Linked DNA regions of Homo sapiens: region 1 is linked to region 2. A link is a loop called in an ENCODE intact Hi-C map of the cell type or tissue named here. Cell type or tissue: transverse colon. All regions are shown on one strand. Each heading gives the region's core, and the rest is flanking DNA. Links, peaks and the distances in the headings are about the cores only.

Region 1 (7,913 bases), core at 3,483-5,982, 110 kb before region 2:
TGGCCTCCCTCCCTCACAGGCTCGGTGTGCCCCAGCAGACCTAGCTGCCAGGTAAGCTGTCTACTTTCCGGCTCATGTGAAGGATAAGTTCATCCTATTGTTATTGTCCTCTTTAGACTCCTTTGTAGTTTCAAATTTTCTACCTGGATCTTGAGCTCAGAAAAAGAAATAGAACTTTAAAAAAGTAATCTGAGTCATTAAAACAAAGCATGAGCCTTCTTCCTTGAAGTGTCTTTGTCCTCTAGACAAGTCACAAACAGCAGCTAGAAGGAGGGTAGGCTCCAAGACAAATGATCGAGATTGCTGCTCACTCTCAGCAGAAAAGCACATTGAGATAATAAACCATTTTGGCATAATCAGTTTTATACAGTCTCCATTTTATGCCTTCTGCTAGCGTACAGACATTTAGGGAGCATGAAGTGGCAGGACATTACAAAAGACCACTTCACTGAAATACTCGTTTTTGTTAGCAGTGACAACATGCGTTACCTTCATGTCCACTGACGGGTCCCCCTGCAGCAGTGCCCACTCATACTGGACGATGGCGTGGTCATCTGTGCTCTCGCGGCCGTCTAGAACCACCCCGTCTGTGGGCAGATGCAGAACCACATCCTGCCCAGCCTTGCTAAGTGGAGGCGCATCCTTTTCTGAGAAAGAAAATAAATAATTCATAAAAGATGATTTCTTATTTTTTCTAATTTATGGAGAGGTATCTTGTTTGCTGAATAGATATGATTCGGCAAATAACTGCTAAGAGAATCCATATTAAATGGAAATTATTTTTCTATTTATTTTATGATCGTGGAATTTAGCTATAATATGCGCAGAAGAGGCTGTGTGGAGTGTTGGCTGGTAGCGATTTTGGGTACAAGGCAGCATACGAGGTCCCACCAATGTGTAAATATGGAGAAGCAGTTTTATTTTCTAGAGTGGATTTTTCACTTAATTTTAAAATCACTTAAGTTCAAAATACTGTTAAATAAATTTATTTTAAAAGATTATTATTATTTTGAGATGGAGTTTTGCTCTTGTCACCCAGGCTGGAGTGCAATGGTGCAGCCTCGGCTCACTGCAGCCTCTCCCTCCCGGGTTCAAGCGGTTCTTCTGCCTCAACCGCCCGAGTAGCTGGGATTACATGTGTGTGCCACCACATCCTGCTAATTGTTTTTTGTATTTTTAGTAGACACAGGGTTTTGCCATGTTGGCCAGGCTGGTCTCGAACTCCTGGCCTCAGGTGATCCATCTGCCTCGGCCTCTCAAAGTGCTGGGATTAGCAGCGTGAGCCACTGCGCCTGGCCTTGAAAAGATTATTAAAACAAACCTGAAAAACACCAAATTCACCTCTAATATGGATTTTCTTTTTTTCTTATCCTCAAGTTTTAAAAATAGGAGTGATATAAAGTATTCAATGAATGGGAAATATATTAAGTTTGAAAAGTTAAGGCAAATTTTTAGAGCCATACAAAATAAAGCCTGCATGTAAATTCTCTGGAATCCAATTTTTCATCTAGGAAAATTGAAGACGTTCACCGTTTCTAATAACTAATTTTTATAATAGAAGCCAGCAGGCTCAGATGACTACAACAGCAAAATAAATCTGTATTTACCTTTGTTTTTGTTTTGTTTTGCTTTTGAGACAGGGTCTCTATCACCCAGGCTGGTGCACGATCATAGCTCACTCACTGTAGCCTCCAACTCCTGGGCTCAAGTGATCCTCCTGCCTTAGCCTCCCGAGTAGTTAGGACTGCAGGTGTGTGCTAACCTTCCCACCTATTTTCACTCTTTTGTAGTGAGAGTTGCCCAGGCTGGTCTTGAACTCCTGACCTCAAGTGATCCTCCCACCTCAGCCTCCCAAAGTGCTGGAATTACAAGTGTGAGCCACTGCACCCAGCCTATATTTACCTTTAACCTAGAATGGTACTAAATAATATAAGGTTAATTATGTTTATTTCAATATTAATACTTTACTGACAGCTGCTACAGGGATGACCGAAAGGATAAGCTGTACAAAGAAAACATTTCTAAGAGCATAGTTACCAAAATTTTAATTGATGTAAGCTTCTTAGTAAATTCACCCAAATGCACACATATTTTAAAGAAACAGCAACAGAACTGGAAAAACTCTACAGGTTTGTGTACCACGCCCTCTTTGGCATCCACTTCCCCATTCCTTCAGTGCCAAAGCTCTGGTTCGAGTGCTGGCTGGGCTTGCCCCTCTTTGGCTCACCCTGCACAGTGCTGCAAGGCACCGCCTCTCCTCCTGCTTTCGAGCCCATCACTTTCCTCCACAGGGGCCAATGTTGCTACCTACACAAACTTCTAAAGGGCCAAGCCACACATCCCAGTGCTTGAGTTTCGGGGCTTACTGCAATCCCACCTCAGTGTCTCATTACGGAACAAAAGGTGACCACTCTTGATACATTGCAGCTGAAATGACTCTTCTGGAAAGCTAATCTGACGGGGTCATTCTGCGAGTAGGAAAAACCCTTCAGCAAGTTACCATTGCCTTTCAGATGTTTAGGACCTAACCCTCCAGGATTCTCTTCTCTTCTAGTGGTTCCCTCAATGCCCAGCACCAGGGTGTGGCAACAGGTTGTCATCAGCAACCAGAGCAGCCAGTTTCCACTAACCCTTTCCTGTAATTCTGATGAATGCATAAGTTAAACATTCAAGCTGGAGAAACTGGTGCCTGAGTACAAGGCCTGGAATGTGAAAACAAATACATTAAGACCTCGCCTGGACTTTCTCAGACCCTAACATCTGATCGAAGGCATTCTTACACATATACCTTGTATCAAGGCCACTTAAGATTAAAGAAAATTTTCCAAGGCTCTAGAGACTTTCCAGACCCCAGACCCTAAAGATTAGACTGAATGAAACACTCCTGCTTGTAGGTGCACACTCTCACACAGGCATAGAGGTTGAATTGAATGTAAATAAACACTGAAGAAAAACTTGTAACTTTGAGTTGGTCTGGTGAGTCACTCCCACCATCTTCCTGTCACCAGTTGCAGAAATAAACTCCCTTCTTTCCCAGTCTGTCTGCATCTCATTGGAAAGCGAGAAAAAGCAGCCGGACCTTGATCATCCAGGAACAAGGGGATTTATGTGAGGGGTCTGGGGCTCTTAGAGATGCGGCTTTTCTGAATGAGAATGCTGCTGCCAGCCACAAAGGGAAGATGCCTTTTTTTTTTTTTTTAAAAAAAAAACACATTATGAGGAATTAAGCACAATTGCTTTTTACATGCTATTGCTAACTATGGAGAAGACGTGTCCCATTTTTCCAGTCACTTAAGAGTGAGGACTAGTAACTGTGATTTAAATAAGCCAAGTAAACAATCCCCTGCCTAGGAAGAAACTTGTTCTTCTGCCTTTTTCCACCTCTGAACAAACACGGAGTGTCTGATGTCTTTATGCTGCTTCTGCCAGGTAAGGAGAGATAGGACACTTGCATTATTTTGATAGTCCTTTCATAGTGTTGACCTTTTCTTTGGTTCTGAAAGGTTCATTGTTTCCACACAATGGTTTATGACTTTATAATTCTGGAAAGCATCTTATAACTCAGCAGTTATACATTACAGCTAGCAGCTATTTAAACTTTGTTAAAAATACATTTTTAAGTAGACAAATGAAAATATGTCTATGTGATATAAACAGTAATGGACACATAATTTTTTAAAAACTCTCAAAGATTTAAGATGGAAGAATCAGATAAGCGCTGAAATATTCCACACATTATACAATTAATTAATCCTACCTCTCCTGGAAGAAAAAGATCATTTTAGTCACTTACTTTTATTTAGGTGAGCTTTAAGATGAATTATAAGCTTAGTGAAATCATCCTATCTTCTAAACTGATCACTGATGTGTCTGAAATAACACAGATAATGTTTCCTTTTCAGTTCAAGTCCAGGCCATTTCCATTGTAAAATGTATTTTAAAATAACCCAGAGCTTATCTACCCAGAAACAGTCCTTAAAATAAACAAATAACAACACGAAGAGGAAGGGAGTGTGCCATTTTAAAATGTGTGACTTGCTAATGAAGAACAAAATATATGTAATTTTGAATTTTTGTCAAAAAAATGTAATAAACCCATGTTAAGTACTAGGGAAACACTGGTTTCTTTTGAAAACTAAACACACTTAGTAAGACCTACAGAGGTGAAATAAGACTCCTGCCGATTGAGAATGAGCAAATCAAGGTGGCATTTTATTCAGAGAAGTGTAATATAATATCAACCAGCCTCATTCACAACACGCTACTGTGCACAGAGCCTCCATGACAAGGAAGACATTCTGTGCTGTGTGGGAACGAATGGTATAGCTCAGGCAGAGCAACTGGAAAGAACCCTGAAGTCAGGGTACGGAAGCGGGGCGAGACTAGGGGAAGAGGCTCAGATACATGCGGTCAAAATCCATCATGGATTTCCAACTGCAACACTTCGGAAAAAAAATTATCCGCAACCCCAATATGATTATTGTGATTTTTGGTATGTACTGATCCAGTCCTTCTCCCTATGGTGCTGCTGATAATAATTATAATAGTTGCCATTTACTGAGGGATTTTGAAGCTGACTTTGCAAAAATTATAGCTGAGAAAATTATAACAGTGAAATAGATCTGACCTGACTCCATGTGGCTTCTAATCTCCAAGCTGTCCTTGTCCATTCCTGGGCATAGGCCGAACTAATTTTGGGAGGAACTTGGTTTACAGTCTGACTTTGAAACAGACGCGGCCGGGTGTGGTGATTCATGCTTGTAATCCCAGCACTTTGGGAGGCTGAGGTGGGCAGACTGCTTGAGCCCAGGAGTTCCAGACCAGCCTGGAACTGGTGAAACCCCATCTCTACTAAAAATACAGAAAGTAGCCTGATGTGTGGCACATGCCTATAGTCCCAGTTACTTGGGGGGCTGAGGAATTCAAAGCTACGGTGAGCCAAGACTGTGCCACTTCACTCCTGCCTGCATAACAAAGTGAGTCCCTGTGTCAAAAAAAAAAAAAAAAGTAAAAAGAAACAAAGATGGTAACAGCCCTTTCCCCAAATAAGCCCCTTTCTTGCCTGAGGACTGGACTGCCTTTGCAAAACTAACAAATAAGCCACAAGATTAGAAATTATGGCTTAGGCATCACTATTATAAAACCTAAGTTCAGTGCTTGAGATATTTTATAGACCCTGTCCTCGATGGTTGGCAGCACCCCGTTGGCAGTACCTAGGTTGATAAACTGGCTCATCTGGTCTTGTGTTTTATCCGCACAACCAGTTCCTTGTGAATTAAACTCTTTCTCTATTGCAATTCCCCTGTCTTGATAAATCAGCTCTGTGTAGGCAGTGGGCAAGGAGAACCCATTGGGCGGTTACAATTTCCTTGTACCAGGTACCAGGCCAGGTGAAGTTATAGAAAGAACTTAACTTTCACAACGAATCTCTGAGGTAGGTATTATCATCTGCATAATACTGATGCAGAAACTAGGCTCAGAGGGCTAAGTTACATCACACAGGCGATAAATTTGTCAGATCAGATACTTCTTTTTAATTATTTTTTTATTATTATACTTAAAAGTTCTAAGGTACATGTGCACAACGTGCAGGTTTGTTACATAGGTATACATGTGCCATGTTGGTTTGCTGCCCCCTTCAACTCGTCATTTACATTAGGTATTTGTCCTAATGCTATCCCTTCCCTTGACCCCCACCCCGACAGGCCCTGGTGTGTGATGTTCTCCTCCGTGTCCGTGTGTTCTCATTGTTCAACTCCCACTTATGAGTGAGAATATGCGGTGTTTGGTTTTCTGTCCTTGTGATAGTTTGCTGAGAATGGTTTCCAGCTTCACCCATGTCCCTGCAAAGGACATGAACTCATCCTTTTTTTATGGCTGCACAGTAGTCCATGGAGTATATGTGCCACATTTTCTTAATCCAGTCTATTATTAATGGACATCTGGGTTGGTTCCAAGTCTTTGCTATTGTGAATAGTGCCACAATAAACATACATGTGCATGTGTCTTTATAGTAGCATGATTTATAATCCTTTGAATATATACCCAGGAATGCAGCCCAGTTATTTCTAACTCAAAGGTTCTATCCTTCCACTATACTTCGAGACAACCCTAGGTGTATTCCAGTTACAATAAATATAATTTTACATCCTGAATTTAATCCATCAACTTATTGGTATATTCCTGTTATTGATATTTCTTCATATATCTTAGCACTGCCCATGTGATAACCTAAGCTTCACAATTGCCACTTGAGTTTCCTAATCTGTACTACTGGACATTTACTTTGTTACTTTTTCACCATTATAAATAATGCCATAATAAACATGTTTTGCTCATACGTTCTCTTCAGCATAGATGATTTTCCTAAAAAATATTCCAGAAGTATGAATATTTTAATGGTTTCTGCCACATATTTTCCAATTACTTTCCAAGAGGGAAGTACCAATTTACACCATCAGTGAGCTAGAAGTGTATATAAAGTTTCCCATATGCATGTCAATATGAGTAAAACACTTTTTTGCTCATATGTTCTCTTCAGCATGGTTCCTTTTCCTAAAAAATATTCCAGAAGTATGAAATGAATATTTTAATGGTCTCTGCCACATATTTCCCAACTGGTTTCCAAGAGGGAAGTAGCAATTTACACCATCGGTGAGCACAGAAGTGTATATGAAGTCTCCCATATGCATGCCAATATGAGTAAACCTATTTTTACCAAGTTAATAAATGAAAATTGGCCTTATTTACATTTCTTTGATTCTAAGGTCGAACATTTTTCCATGTTTATCCACCATACCTCCTCTTCTGGGAAGTGTCTGCTCATGTCCTTTGCCCATTTATTTTTATTTTTCTTGCTGACTCATATATATATATATATATATTTTTTTTTTTTTTTTTTTGACCGAGTCTTGCTCTGTCGCCCAGGCTGGAGTCCAGTGTTGCAATCTCAGCTTACTGTAACCTCCGACTCCAGGGTTTAAGCTATTCTCATGTCTCAGCCTCCCCAGTAGCTAGGACTACAGGCGTGTGTCAACAAACCAGGCTAATTTTTCTATTTTTAGTACAGATGGAGTTTCACCATGTTTGTCAGGCTGGTTTCTAACTCCTGGCCTCCAGCAATCCACCTGCGTTGGCCTCCCAAAGCGCTGGGATTACAGGTGTGAGCCACTGTGCCTGGCCCATAAACTCTACGAATAAATAATGTCACATTTTTCCCAGACTCTTGTTTGCAATTCCTTTTGTTTCTTGATATGAAGTTTTTTATAAATGTGCATATAATCTATCCCCTTTCTTTGTGACCTCTTTAATTGATTTGAAACCTGTCTTCCTTCCAGATATGGAAGTTTACTTCCTTTAAGTTTTTTTATGTATGGAGTAATCTATGGCTTAATTTAAAAAAAATTTAATTCTTTAATCCATCTGGAATTTGTGTATGGTCAGAGTTGTAGGTCTAAATGTACTTTCCCTGACACTGCCAACCAGTTATCTTACTATTATTTATTAAATATAATTGTTTATAACACAAAAGGGAGAAGATAAGAATGTGAGAAAGTAAGGCCCTTGGAGAGGGAGAGTGGTCAAGCATCTGCAGAGGGATTAACCTTGAATGGGAAGGTCAACTCTTTTGTTTGCACTTGGCGGAGACAGGGAAAGGCTGGGGGTGGCAGCAGGTGGGTCTGCAGAGAGGAGAGCAGACCTCTGCCTAATAGCTTTGATTTTCCCTGACACACAAGGCAAGGGGCCCACTTCCCAAATTCTTCCCCGAGATACTGGACTTCAGGCTGAATATCCAGCAAAAACCACATAAAGGTTATCGTCCTTGAGTCCTTGGAGGTTATATTCCCTGCTCTTCTGGAATCCTAGCAGCTCTAGCTTCTACCTCTCCTCCCTCCCTCCCTCCCTCCTGCTGT
Region 2 (7,913 bases), core at 2,077-4,576:
TGACGGAGAGAAAAATCATCCTTTGTAGGTCTGAAAAACGTGTCTGAATCCTGATGGTGGGTCTTGTTTTCATTTCCACCCCCTCACAGCACACTCAGGGCCATGAAGAGGCCATGGCCTGGGCTCAGAGCTCCAGCTCTCCTCAGGGTGGGCCTGGCATTTGCTGACTTCAGGGAGGGTGGCAGGGCTCACAACTGAAATAGGAGACCTGCCCTGGGTCCTTAGCATGTGCAAGGATAGGGTTCTTTGTAGAATCTGCTCATTTCATCTGTGTTCATAGCATCTGTCATTTTCCACATGCGGACATCCACACCCAGAAAGCTGAAGAAGCTTGCACAGGAATATTCAGCCACAATATGAGCTGACTTCCATATCTGAATGCATGATCTCTAGATCCCGGCCATTACAATAACCTTTGGGCCACTTCTATGCCCATCCTGGGCAGGCCTGAGTCTAGTGGCCGGATGCCTGCAGCAGGGGTGAGGCAGGAGGGCCCAGGTGTGCACACAGGCCCCTCCTCCTGTCACCTGGCTGTCCTGCTTGGGGCTCTCCTGCCAGCCTCCTTCTGCCTTCCTCCTGTTCCCGCAGTCACTGGCCCAGGTCACCCGGCCTCAGGGGTGGTGCTGCCAGGGACTTCCCAGTGGCCTCCTCCTAGGACTAACCTGAGCTCCTGCCCCCAGCCCTGTACATGGGAGGCTTTTCTCACACACAGATCCCTGGGCCCACCAAGCTATTCCCCTCCCAAATCTGAGAACTGCCCACCCCCGTGTGACTGTTGTCCTGCCGACCACCCTTCATGTAGCCCCTCCTGGACAGAGGCTCTAGTGCATCAGGCCAGAACCTTTTGGCTCCTGTGTCCCTGCTCAGTCACAGAGATGGCTGCCATCCCATGTCCCTGTCCTGAAGCATAGTCAGGCCCTGGGCTTGGTCCAGGCCTCCTCCCCTTTCCCACAGCCTCAGGACCCTGGTGATTGATGGTCACCAGGTGAAGGTCTCCCCACATGAAGACTGTGTGGAGTGGGAGGTCTGTGCCTATTTTTCTCATTCATTGGGGAATGGGCTGAGTGGCTGGGGGCAAAGTGGGACTCAGGGGCTCTGCCCAGTCCTTACTGCAGGCTAAGCCCTCCCTTGCGGCCAAGAGCCACTGGGCCCTCCACCTCCCTCTGGCTTCTACCCGCAGATCTAGATGGTTTCATGGTGACTCAGAGGAGGATGCACTCGGGCGTCCCTTTTGAGGATGGCTGCAGGGACCATCCAGGGACTGAGCCGAGGTGCAGATACAGCCACGGATTTGGGTGTTGTTAGACACAGAAGGGTGTGTAGCAAAGTGAGCCCCACGCATGCGTAGACTCTTCCCTCGGCTTCTGCTCTCCATGGAAACACAACTGATCACATCATGATTGATCACGGTAGCCCTCTAGGGCTTTCTTTCTTTTCTTTTTTTTTTTTTCCAGAAGTCATAAAGGGATATAGAATATACTCAAAGACCACCTCATGCTTTTAGTGGAGAGGCAAAAAAGGTTCGCTCCGGAATGGGGAAGCGGCTGCGCCCTGGACGGAGAGGGGCGGGGACTTCGCGACTGCAGGCGGAGGGAGGGCGGGTGTCGCTGGCGCAGGCGGTGACAGGGAGACACCGCCGCCACTGAGTATTCCTATGCAAGTTTCTTCATCTTCCTGTGCATCAGTGTTTACACTGGGGTAATGATAAATGCTGTGTTGAAAAATTATTTGATGGGGCCATGGAAGGAACGGAAGGAACGGCGTCCTGGCCCGCTCGGGGCCCGCGCACGCCGCCACCAAGCCGCGGGGGCGGGTCGGAGGGGAGAGTTGCGTCAGCCAGGCCGCTGTCAGATGACGAGCCCGGGGCGTGACGGGGTGGAGCATCCCCAAAAAAGTGCATGCCTAGGATCCCGCCCAGTGTATCCCTGCGCGCGGCGGGCCGGGCTGGGCAGCTTTATAAACAGCCGTGGTGTGAGCCTCGAAGGGAACCATCAGCGCCTCCTGTCCACGGAGCTCCAGGTCTACAATGGCAGCGGCCGCCAGCCCCGCGTTCCTTCTGTGCCTCCCGCTTCTGCACCTGCTGTCTGGCTGGTCCCGGGCAGGATGGGTCGGTGAGTTCGGGGATGTAGCCTAAGCAGGGCGGGGGCCAAACCTGGGAGGTTGTGGACTGCAGCGGGTTTCAGAGGAGGGGAGGCTTCTGGAAGGACCGGCGCGATCTCCCTGAACGAACATCGCGGTCTCCCCGAACGTCGCGGTCCCTCCGAACGTCGCGGTCTCCCCGAACATCGCGGTGCCCCCGAACATCGCTGTCTCCCCGAACATCGCGATCTCCCCGAACATCGTGATCTCCCCAGACATGCCCAGCTGAAGGCACTCAGTTCCCCTCGGTGGCTCCTTTCCGCCGGGTCCGCTTCCTGCGGCTGCTGCTTGCCCCTCAGGCCAGGAGGTTTCTGGAAGGACCGGTGCTGTCTCCCCGAACATCGTGGTCTCCCCGAACATCGCGGCCTCTCCGAACATCGCCCTCTCTCCGAGCAACGCGATCTCCCCGAACATCGCGGTCTCCCCGAAAATCGCGATCTCCCCGAACATTGCCATCTCACCGAACATCGCGATCTCGCCGAACATGCCCGGCTGAAGGCACTCAGTTCCCCTCCGCGGCTCCTTTCCGCCGGGTCTGATTCCTGCGGCTGCTGCTTGCCCCGCAGGCCAGGAGGCTTCTGGTAGCACCGGCGCGATGCCCCCGAACATCGCGTTCTACCCCAACATCGCGATCCCTCCGAACATCGTGATCCCCCCCGAACATCGCCGTCCCCCCGAGTAACGCGGTCTCCCCGAACATCGCGGTCCCCCCGAACATCGCGGTACCCCCGAACATCGCCGTCTCCCCGTACATTGCGATCCCCCGAAACATTGCGATCTCCCCGAACATCGCGATCTCGCCGAACATGCCCGGCTGAAGGCACTCAGTTCCCCTCCGCGGCTCCTTTCCTCCGGGTCCGCTTCCTGCGGCTGCTGCTTGCCCCATAGGCCAGGAGGCTTCTGGGTGGACCAGCGCGATCTCCCCGAATATCGCGGTCTACCCGAACATCGCGGCCTCCCCGAACATCGCGGTCTCCCCGAACATCGCGATCCCCCAGAACATCGCGGCCTCCCCGAACATCGCGGTCTCCCCGAACATCGCGATCCCCCAGAACATCGCGGTCTACCCGAACATCGCGGCCTCCCCGAACATCGCGGTCTCCCCGAACATCGCGATCCCCCAGAACATCGCGGTCTCCCCGAACATCGCTGTCTCCCCGAACGTGCCTGGCTGAAGGCACTCAGTTCCCCTCCGGGGCTCCTTTCCGCCGAGTCCGCTTCCTGCAGCTGCTGCTAGCACCGCAGTCCAGGGGGAGTGTCAAAGAAGGCTGAAAAGGAATTGCAGGAGGGTGGAGGGACCAAAAGGCTACAGAGGGCAAGGTAGGGCGGGGATCCCTGGTGCAGACCCGCAGCCCCACTGGCCCTAGGGAAGGAGAAACCAGATTCCCGAACCCTAGCTGGGGTCAGGACAGGGGTAAAGGGGAGTTCCACAGGGACGCGATCACAGACTCCCCCATCAGCCACAGCCCTGCTCTGCTCTGACCTGCTGTTCACCACACAAAGCTTCCAGCAGCCCCAGGGCTCCCTGCCCTGGAACTTCGCCCCTACACTTTGCTGCAGACACTCACCTGCACGCAGGGGCTCACCAGACACTTGCTACCCTTCCCCTCACCATTCACTTTCACCACCCAGGTCGCATCCTTTCACTCCCCATCTCAGCTCACCCCTGTCACCACACAGGCCTCCCTCACCTCCCCATCCATGAAGGGGCCCTTAGCACCTCCCCCGACCAACTAGCACCTTGTCCCCTTTTGCCTGAGGACACACCCCAGCAAACACACCCCAGGCTTTCCACAAAACTTAATGCAGGGGGGACGGGAAATCCCATTTCCCTCACGATGACCCTGGGAGCGCCGGTGAGTAGAGGTGCCCACTTCTGCCCTTGGGTCCCAGACCCGCCTGTTCTTCCGACTGGGGAGCCAGGGTCATATAGAATAGTCACTAAGCAGACAGGAGTCAGCAAACCCTTTCTAGAAAGGAAAGGCTGAAGGCACTTTGGTCCTTGCTGGCCGTGAGTTCTCTGTCTGTGTGTCAAGTCCTGTCCCTTTGTAGAGCAACAGCAGGCAATGGTAACCTGCAAATAAAAGGGAGAGCAGATGTGGACCCTGTCCTAGGTTGCTGACCCCAGATGAGGGCACATGCTGTGTCCTGGCAATTGCTGCCCCATCCCCTAGGGTGTCATCTCCAAGTAGTGTAAGTTGAAGAGTCACAAGTGTGTCCTACCCTGCCTGTGGCTTCTGGGTGGTGTGGATGTGATGGATGTGAATGGAGGTCCTATGGTTCTGGGCCTACTGCGCCCCTCCTTTGCTGCTGGGTGGCATCATAGGTCCCTCAGGGCAATCAGGGACCCTCCTTAAAGCCTCAGGTGTGAGCTAAGGGTGAGGGGGTGCAGCCATGTAGTGTCCTGGGGATCGGGGCCAACTGCTTGTGCAGCTTCTTGGTTCCCTGTGGCCCTGCTCCTGCCCATCCCAGGAGACCCACCTGTGTCTTCTCACTGTGGGGCCTATATTCCTAATGACCTAAAGGGTGAGGAGCCCACCCTGTGATGGGCAGCTCTGAGGCTGTGTGGTCACTGCCCTCCCATAGCTGGAGGCCCATCTCCACAGGGGCCCAGGACCACAGCAGGAGCCACTTTTAAATGAGGGGATTTCACTGCTGTGAGTGGCACAGCCTTGCTTCTGAGCACTAGGGGATCCTGTTGTGATTCTGCGGTTGGCAATTGCCATGAAATCCACATAGCACCTTTTCCAACCACATATGCCTCTGGGATCTTAGGGAGTCCAGGGTCAAATAGCTGTATTGGTAGGTCCAGCGTCACCCCTCATCACAGGGTGTGTATGGCTGCATCCCAGCTACAAGAGCAGAGTTAAGTAGTGACAGGGGAGGTCATATGACCAGCACAACCTATAATAGTTACTACATTAACTACAAACACTATCCATTCCCGGTAGAAATCCAGGAAATGTGAAATTACCATCGAATGGGTCTATGAACCCAGCCCATCCCTCTAAGCTGGACCTGACAGAGGTGTCCATCTGTTACTTTGCCCTAAATGCACCTCATGAGTAATAGGGGAGCAAGTTAATGCTTTAGGTCCCTGGGAGGAGGTTGGATCACACACTGTGTCTACTAGGAGTGTCTGGGTATTTGCCATTTCATGGCATACAGTTACCAGAGTGAATGCCCATCTGGCTCTCTGGGGGAGGCTGAGGGAGTCATTGCAGTTGCTGTGGGGTTGAAGGAGCCCACCAGGGCCTCTGGGCTCTCCTTCTAGCAATGGACTCTGGGTCTGAGATGTGGCTCAGTTCTCAAAGCTGGGCAAAGGAGCTCAGTTATTTCCTAGGGTGACTCCTTTCAGCCTTCAGGTCATCCATCCTTGCGTTTTGTCTTTGTTTGTTGTAATTATTTATATCTAGCAGTATCCGGGTTGAGTTTCCATTTCTTTTGGATCCTTGACCCCTTTGTTCTATGAGCCATGGGCATACATTTTTAAGGCTGAGGTCCCCCACTGGCATTGTGACTTCTTTAATTATTTACATCATTGCACCCTCCTTCCTGCTGACAGTTGACGGCCTCCGCTTGAGATCTCTTATTTCAGGATTTTCCATCCCCATTACTACTGGGAGCCCATTTCAGGAACAGCATTTCCTACCCCCAACCCCGGCCTTCAGCAACAGGCATTCCTGGGCTTCTTGATAGTCTGCTGCCTTCTCCTGGGGCCTTCTTTATATGCTGGGTATACAAGAGTCCTCCAGTCATCCCATGAGCACAGAGGATGGACGTTGTTCTGGATTTTCATATTGCAACCACTCTGGCATGGGTGCTTCTCTGAGCCTTTTGATTCTTTCCCTTACACCCTGATGTAGAAGTTCTGGGTTTTCAACTTCTTGCCCTGTGAACCATCCCTTTACAAGGTTCCAGAAATGCATGCTCATAGCAGATGGGCATCTTCACTGGGGCTTTGCCAACGTGTTAAATCATGTGACCCATGACAATAATCACTTGCTTATCTAAACTGAATTCTGCCCTCACCCCACCCACTGTGCTGGAGCATCCCAGGGCAGCTCCCACACACTCTCCCACCTCCTGCAGTCCACATGGGCTGCTGCTGAGGGTCCTCCTCATCCAGGCCTTTTCCTGCCACAATAGGCCTGGCACCTCCACCACAAGGTCATGTGCTGACTGATGTCGGCACAGAGCAGGTGGGACATGTCTGGAGGGGACATGTGGTTTCATGGCTGCAGGAACCTTCCCCTCCGTGTACTCAAGCAAGGGAGACGCTCTAGTCATTAACTAGTTTTCATGACAGTCCTGGCTGGGGCATGTCTTGGTCTGCCAGCCCAGCCCCTCAGAGGCCTTCACTTGCAGTCACCATAAGTGGGAGGAGGGGATACAGGTTCCATTTCCCCCCACACCAACCCCCTCCTGTGTTTTTCTTCCACAGACACACACTGTCTTTGCTATGACTTCATCATCACTCCTAAGTCCAGACCTGAACCACAGTGGTGTGAAGTTCAAGGCCTGGTGGATGAAAGGCCTTTTCTTCACTATGACTGTGTTAACCACAAGGCCAAAGCCTTTGCTTCTCTGGGGAAGAAAGTCAATGTCACAAAAACCTGGGAAGAACAAACTGAAACACTAAGAGACGTGGTGGATTTCCTTAAAGGGCAACTGCTTGACATTCAAGTGGAGAATTTAATACCCATTGGTAAGTTTAAAATGGCCCAGGGAGCAGACACAGTAGTAACTTAGAGTCATTTATTGATTTCATATGAAAAATAAATCAGAAGTTTGTGTCACCCAAGAGGTTGAGGAGCATGGGCCGGATGCAGCAGAGAGAGCAAGTCCAGGAGCCAGGAAAGGAAGCAGGGTGGGGCTCAGGCTTTGTCAAGATCAGAGCTGATCTCTTTGCAATGGGGCAGAGCCCCTCACCCTGCAGGCCAGGATGTCTTGTGAGCATGAAGCCCATGGACACGGCAGAGGATCTTGGCAGTTCCTCTTCAATGGACAGAAGTTCCTCCTCTTTGACTCAAACAACAGAAAGTGGACAGCACTTCATCCTGGAGCCAAGAAGATGACAGAGAAGTGGGAGAAGAACAGGGATGTGACCATGTTCTTCCAGAAGATTTCACTGGGGGATTGTAAGATGTGGCTTGAAGAATTTTTGATGTACTGGGAACAAATGCTGGATCCAACAAGTAAGTGAGAGGGGGATAAATGGAAGCTGTCTCGAGTTCAGATCTTATCAGCTGGTGTATGTGTGTGAGTGCGTGTGTGTGTGTGTTTGAGTGAGTATGAACATGACCCCCTCATGGGGGGCTCCTCCTGGGGGTCCTGGCATGCCTGTGCTCTCTCATCCTCCTCTCCCTTCTTCCCCCTGACTCCTCTTCCTCACTGCACCTGCTTCTGCTCTACCCACCGCATTTCTCACCAGCCTCAAATCTGTGGGTGTCATAGTGTTTCCACATCTTTTTCATTAGTGTTCCTTCCTCCTAGAATCACCTTTTCTTTCCTCTCCCCTCATCGGTTTCTGTAAATCCATCAAAATCACCTCCAATGCCAGGGCCTGAGGCCCTCCCCTCCCTGGCCCTGGGACATCACCTCCTCTTTCTCCACAGCAGGAGGGTGGACTGTGCTGTCACCTCGCTTCCCTTAGCAGATGTGTGAGCTCCCTGAGGGCAGGGGACACCCCCTCTCCCTTCTTACCCCAAGACTTGTCCCAGAGGTTGCCCCACAGCAGAGGGGGACAAAAGGTCTGCCTTCCAGGATGACCT

The links. Peaks named below come from ENCODE experiments on the same cell type or tissue, not always from the same donor. Only the 100,000 strongest peaks of a DNase experiment are listed, where the experiment ranks them.
Region 1: it touches region 2 in a loop (36-fold over the local background); 1 of 110 quality-filtered maps calls a loop at or near these places.

The regions. Positions count from the first base shown.
Region 1 is chr6:149,852,514-149,860,426 of GRCh38, forward strand. It overlaps LRP11 (LDL receptor related protein 11), which reads right to left. Exons shown (of 7, transcript NM_032832.6): 2 at 490-647. It overlaps RAET1E-LRP11 (RAET1E-LRP11 readthrough), which reads right to left. Exons shown (of 15, transcript NR_182438.1): 10 at 490-647. LOC124901427 (a long non-coding RNA gene) reads left to right here. Exons shown (of 2, transcript XR_007059808.1): 1 at 1-51; 2 at 471-678. Among named protein-coding and RNA genes, the nearest start is that of RAET1E-AS1, 7.0 kb to the right of the region's middle. In transverse colon, for the core only: no CTCF peak of the experiment used is centred there; no DNase peak of the experiment used is centred there.
Region 2 is chr6:149,962,024-149,969,936 of GRCh38, forward strand. ULBP1 (UL16 binding protein 1) reads left to right here and starts at 1,920. Exons shown (of 5, transcript NM_025218.4): 1 at 1,920-2,111; 2 at 6,584-6,847; 3 at 7,062-7,337. The coding sequence starts at 2,027. RefSeq lists enhancers at 2,256-2,795, 3,337-3,876. In transverse colon, for the core only: no CTCF peak of the experiment used is centred there; no DNase peak of the experiment used is centred there; H3K4me3 peaks cover 1,349 bases; H3K27me3 peaks cover 2,500 bases.